Regions from separate parts of the Homo sapiens genome. Here region 1 is linked to region 2. Evidence: chromatin loops called from intact Hi-C (ENCODE). Cell type or tissue: heart left ventricle. All regions are shown on one strand. Each heading gives the region's core, and the rest is flanking DNA. Links, peaks and the distances in the headings are about the cores only.

Region 1 (2,916 bases), core at 243-2,742, 280 kb after region 2:
GATGGCGAACTTCACCCCTCTAGCTTCTGTTTCTTCAACCATAAACCTGGGGTAATAATGCCTGCTCCACCCACCCGTCTCACAGGGCTGCTGCGAGGATCAAATGAGATTACAGGCCTGAAAGCCCTTTGAAAAATATGAAGCAATCATCCACCCTGGTTTTGCTATTATTATTATTGCGGTGGTGATTGTGTGTAGGTGCAAATGGGAAAACACATTATGGCAACCTGCACGTCTTTGAGAGTGAGCTTGTTTGTGTACACGGAAGTGTATGTGTCAGTTTGCGGAAGAGTCGAGCTCTTGTGTGTGCACCTGGGTTTAAAAGAATGTATGGGGCAATGTGTGTGCATCTATGAGTGTATCAGTACATGTGCACATATTAAAGTGTCTTAATATAATAATAGCATATTAAAATAGAATATAATGGTCCTATGGGCCAGGCATTGTGCTAGACACTTGATATGGATGCTCCTTTTTAATTCTTGTAATGTGTTTGTAAAGGCATGAGAAGGGGTCTGGGCCAGTGTAGGTGTGCGGGCATCTATGTGAGGCTGTGTATACAGCATTTGTGACATCCATGTGTCAGTGGTGAAAGGGCATGTCTCTGATGAAGGTAATGGCATGTAAACTAATACAATGCCTATTCATCTCATCCAGGTAGCAGGGAATCTCTCCATGTGCTCGCCTGAGTTTCAATGAAAGGATGGGCATAAATGTCAGTGAATCTGAATGTGTGTGCGCATGCATGTGTGTGCATTCACATGCATAGGGGTGCACACCTGCCTTCCTGTTCCTAGGCCGATTAGTATAATTGTTTGTTAATCATCAGCTGCCTGGGCTGTGTGAGCCCCCGGCATGCCCTGAGCGCCATTGCCACGCAGCCATCAAACCCACACAGACACACTGTGGTGACAGCAGCATGCTTGGGAGGGAGTGCCACTCTGCTCTCTGGAGTCACAGTCTGTGCCAGGCAGCAGACCCCTGCCAGGGGAATGTCCAGATTGACTACACCAGGTTTGGAGCTGCAGAAGTGCTCCACAGATGGGCTAGGCTCAGAGCCTTAGAGCAAGACAGACAGAGCCCAGAGGACCTGGGCCTAACAGGCAAACCAGAGCCTGGACCAGGAATGCCATCTGAGCACAATACGGGTTGGGGCTGCTGAGTGGCCAGGTATAAAACACGCTTGCTGGGCTACAGCCCTACCATGCACGGCTCCCTGTGACCCTCAGGATGAAGTCCAAACTCCATAATGCAGCACAAAGGCCCTCATGACATGGGCACGTGACTCCCCAGGCCCCTCTCTAACACTCACCTCTTGCACCGCACCAGCCAGACTGAATGAACTACTCTCAGTCCTTCGGAGCACCCAGCCTCTGGGCCTTCTTGCTGTCTTCTCCTGTGCCTGATTTCTCTACAACATGACATCCCTGGCCAGCCAGTCCTCATCCCTCAAGGGAGCTCTACTCATCTCTGCAGGAACATGCCCTGACCCTTCCTGACCCCCTAGACTAGGGAAGGGTCCCTGCACACCTGACATTCCTGAAGTCCCTAGCTTTCCCTGCTGTCCACTTCCTTATGGATCCTTGCCTCCCCCATTAGACTTTGGTCCCAGGAAGGAAGACAGCATGTTGCAGCCATTCACGGAATATCCAAATGCCTAGCACAGATCTGATTGTAGGTGGTCCATACACATTTCTTGAACGAATTATTGTTAAAAGCCAGTTGTGAGAGACCAGTTGTCTTAAGCTCTCCATATACAAATCATGATACCCATCCAGACAGGCTCTTGGTCTCTCAGATCTCAAGGCTGGGGAGAAGCACCCCTTTCCCCACTCTCTTCCTCCATCCCACCCCACCAATGATAATCATCATCCCCAACAGGTATGAAGATGGCATACAAAATGCCTTTACAAAGATCCTGGGAGTCGTCAGTGTCATCTTACAAGTGAGGAGACTGAGGCTGACAGAGGTATTAATAGCTTATTAATAGGGTGACCAACTTGTCCCACTTTGCCTAGGACCTTCCCAATTTTAGCACTGAAAGTCCCGTGTCCTGGGAACCACCCCCTCCTCAGCCCCAGGTAAACTCCAGGTTTCACGGTTAGTAAATGGCAGGTCCAGGACTCAAACCTAACTCCAGAACACAGCATCCTCTCCCTTGGCTGCCTCCTTGGTAGCATGTGGTCTCATGTTCCTCAGAATTCAGTTACCTGCATGGGCATTTTCTGCCCTCTGGATGTCACCTGCAGGCCACTTGGCAGCCTCCTGGATCACCTCTTTCTGGAAACATGTACTCAGGATGTACAGGGCATTAATATTAACCTAAATCAAATATAATTTGAAAGCTCATTTCTTCAGGAAAAGCACTTTACATAATAGAGAAATAAAATTAAATCTATTATTAAAGTAGCCTCATAATGATATTAAAGTAAATTTTAAATAAAATAAAAACTCTTCACCCACAAATTATTTTCATTTCTCCATGTCACCTTCACATTTTTCTCTTTATAAGTGTATATTTTTACAGAATTATAATGCAGTCTATGGATAATACTTGTTCTTTTCACTTCATATTATAGAAGGGTCTGGGTTGGACTTTCCTCATTTGGGGTTCTCCATGTCATTAGCATCAGTCATTAGCCCAGATCACAGGGAGTCTGGGCTCAGGGCTGCCTCCTTCCCAAAGCACTCCTTCTTCAGCAGGGATTCCTAACTCAAGGCCCCAGCTGGGCTTCAGCAGGTTGCCATGCAAACACTGTCCTTGTGCGTATGTGCAGTTTTCAGGGACACAGCGCTCATCAGATCCCGAAAAGGTCTGAGACCAAAGAGTCAAGACCCACAGCTCCACAGCCCGAGCCTTACCTCCCCACTCCCAGGCAGGCATCAACCATGAGCTTTTTCTGCTGGGGTTGGGCT
Region 2 (2,916 bases), core at 104-2,603:
GCAGTAAAATTTACCCGACGGTATTGTTTTGATGATTAAATTTGACAACGGACGTAAGATTGAGGTGTGCTTGTCATTTTTAATGGCACTGGGTTTCAAGCCTCTGTCTCTGAAAATGGAGTAGGCTGGACTGGGTCACCTCCCAGGCCTCAGCCTTCTCATTCCTGTATGACTCTGGGGAACAGAGCTATGTTTTTATCCAAATCACAGAGTAACTTTTCTTCACAGCATGCTACTGAGTCTCAAGAGGGGAGGACACACTATGGTATGTAACCCCCAAAATCCAGATTTCTATAAGTAAGAAGAAATTTGAGCCTTAATGATAGCCAATTTAACACCTACAAAGTGCTACCCCTGGGCTAAACTACTTTCTTCTTCCTGCCACCTCTTCAGGCAGCAGCAACATCAAATGGATCTATTTGCTCAAGCAAATCCCCTATCAAGACAAAGGCAAGTCTTGGATTCAGTGGTTGCCTCTGTCACAAGGAAGTACCTTGTGGTGCCTCAGTTTCCCTTTCATATCAGGAATTCTTCAGGCCTTGCTCATTCCCTCCCAGGTGGCAGAGCTGTGAGTTATCCTCTCCAGTGCCCTCTGAAGCCCTCCAATGGGAGTTGGCAGGATGAGTGGCAAGAATTATTAATTAGTGAAAATATGTGTAATCACATAATTGGAGTGTATAATTGATGCTTCACTGCTGCAGGCAGAAATGGAGGGATGCAGAGATGAAAGCCAGGAAGAAGGAGGCTGCCATAGATCCCAACTGCTGTAAATGCAGGAGAAATGCAAAGAGTTTAGCACTCCTGGTACCCTGCAAAACGTGGATGGAATAAAGGTCATGTGCTGGGGAACAAAACAGCACAAATAAACAGCGGATGAACAGGACCTTAGTACTCGTAGCCGACACAAATAAAGCTGCTTTCCCCAGGAGACCGCTTTGTGCCCACATTTTGAGGCTGCTGTGTATTTCTCTCTCTCTCTCTTTTTTTTTTTCAACAGCAGCATCAGATTTCTAATGAAAGAGCTCAGCCGATCATCATCGCTGCAGTAGCAGAAAAGAGATGATAACAATCTCACATGTAGCCCGGCTTCCTGAGCTGCCCCCTTGGATTTGCATATCTTTGAGTCCTCAGTGCTCTCTCAGCACCCAAGCAGAGCTTCCATTCCCTCTCTGGTCCCAAGGTCCTGGGTTTTTATACATAAGTCGTGACATCTGGGATCTATTTGTTTCAGGGCTCATTTGTTGGAAGAGGAGGAATAAGGTAGTGACTGAAGAGTGTCTTCTCAGTATATTGCACTCAGATTTTCCTCTACCTGATTGAGGATGTGGAAGGAGGGTAATCGGGGGATGGGAAGCTGAGGCAGGATGGAACAGAAAACAGGTGTGGGTGATTCTTGGAAGGGGGATACAATAATAACAACAACAATAACAACAGCAAACACTCCCATCTGCTGACTGTTGAGACCAATGTCAGGCTCTGTGCTGGAGGTGCGTGGTCTGCACAGCTCATAGAGTTGTCACACACCTCTGTGCTCTGTGAGGCGGGTGCTGGAATTATCCTCATTTTATAGTGAAGGAAATGAAGCCAAGGGAAGAGAAGTCACTTGCCCAAGGTCACCCGGCTGATAGATGATGGAGCCAGGCCTCCAATCCAGGTCTTCCTCCAAAGCCCACGTTCTGTAACCCACCGGCTCTGCTCATCCTGGCACATGGTATTATCAGTTCTGCTGCCACCGCCACTGCCACTGTAGCCACCTCCACCTGTGTTTGTGCTTCCTGCATGAGCTCCTACCAACCCCATAGGCTTGTTGTCAGGATCAAGTGAGCTGATACTTATTAAGTATCTTGAACAGTAGTTGGTCCTTTATAAGCATGCAATGAATGCTAGTTGTTATTTTTTCCTAACATGCTGTTATTATTTATCTGTGGCAAAACTCTGCTGGGTGCTTCAGAACCATACAGGCGAAACAGACGAGTCCTCACCCTCCTGGGATCTTACATTGGGAGAGAGGACAGACACAGAAAGAGAAGAAAATGTCATGTTTGATACGCATCAACTGCATGGCTCACAGTAAAGTCCAGCATGAGGAGTGACCGACCCTGCTTGAGTTGAAGGAGGGCTCCATGGAAGAGGTGAGGTATGACCTAAGGCTGAAGCAAAGGCTGAGTTTTTAAAGTTTAAGATGCAGTGTGTGAGGCCAAAGCACAGATGGAAATCATGACCAGAATGTCAGTGTCTCCCTCTACTCTGCACCAGGCACTATTCCAGGTACTGAGGATGCAGCAGTTACAGCAGCTTTGTAGAAGAGTGCCTGGTACAGAGTAGAGTCTGAAAAGCCATATGTTGAAAGAATAAATAAGAAAAAGGAATGTTAATAGGAAATTGTGATGGGATAAGATCAGCAGACTGATTTGGCCAGAGTAGAGAGTGGGTGGTGGGGACTGAAGGAGAGAAGGGGGAAGCAGCATTTAAGCAAATATTGAAGAATAAATCAGATTTGGCAGGTGTATAGAGATGAAGGAACTGCATTAGGCCTGACGTGGCTTCGGACGAATGCCTGGAACAACCGGTGGGAAGTTCAAGATGTTCCAACCTGGTATGTTTTTCCCACCCTTGACACCTGGAATAGGAGGTGGAAGGGGAGTAGGAGCCTGCTTCAGAGCAGAGCTCAGTTCCCCAGGCTGGTCTGGAGCACAGAAATAGCAACGGCAGCAAGTGGACACCTGGTTCCCTTACCCTGCATCCCATCAGCACACATGTCCCCGTCACGACGTGCAGTCCACAACATTCATCTGCTTCGGTTGATGGCAGCATCTCCACCTTGCCACAGGCTGGTCTTAGCTAACTCCTTGCACTGACTGCTTGGCATCTTTAGTCTAAGCAACTGCTCAGTGGACTCAGTGTTCCTGCTTTCTG

Evidence for each region. Hi-C counts contacts between places; a loop is a spot of excess contacts. Peaks named below come from ENCODE experiments on the same cell type or tissue, not always from the same donor. Only the 100,000 strongest peaks of a DNase experiment are listed, where the experiment ranks them.
Region 1: it touches region 2 in a loop (2.6-fold over the local background); 10 of 110 quality-filtered maps call a loop at or near these places.

The regions. Positions count from the first base shown.
Region 1 is chr11:119,736,213-119,739,128 of GRCh38, reverse strand. It overlaps NECTIN1-DT (NECTIN1 divergent transcript), which reads right to left. Exons shown (of 4, transcript NR_120587.1): 3 at 2,211-2,322. Among named protein-coding and RNA genes, the nearest start is that of NECTIN1-DT, 8.1 kb to the right of the region's middle. In heart left ventricle, for the core only: no CTCF peak of the experiment used is centred there; no DNase peak of the experiment used is centred there.
Region 2 is chr11:120,015,945-120,018,860 of GRCh38, reverse strand. No RefSeq gene overlaps it. Among named protein-coding and RNA genes, the nearest start is that of LINC02744, 23 kb to the right of the region's middle. In heart left ventricle, for the core only: no CTCF peak of the experiment used is centred there; no DNase peak of the experiment used is centred there; H3K27me3 peaks cover 1,941 bases.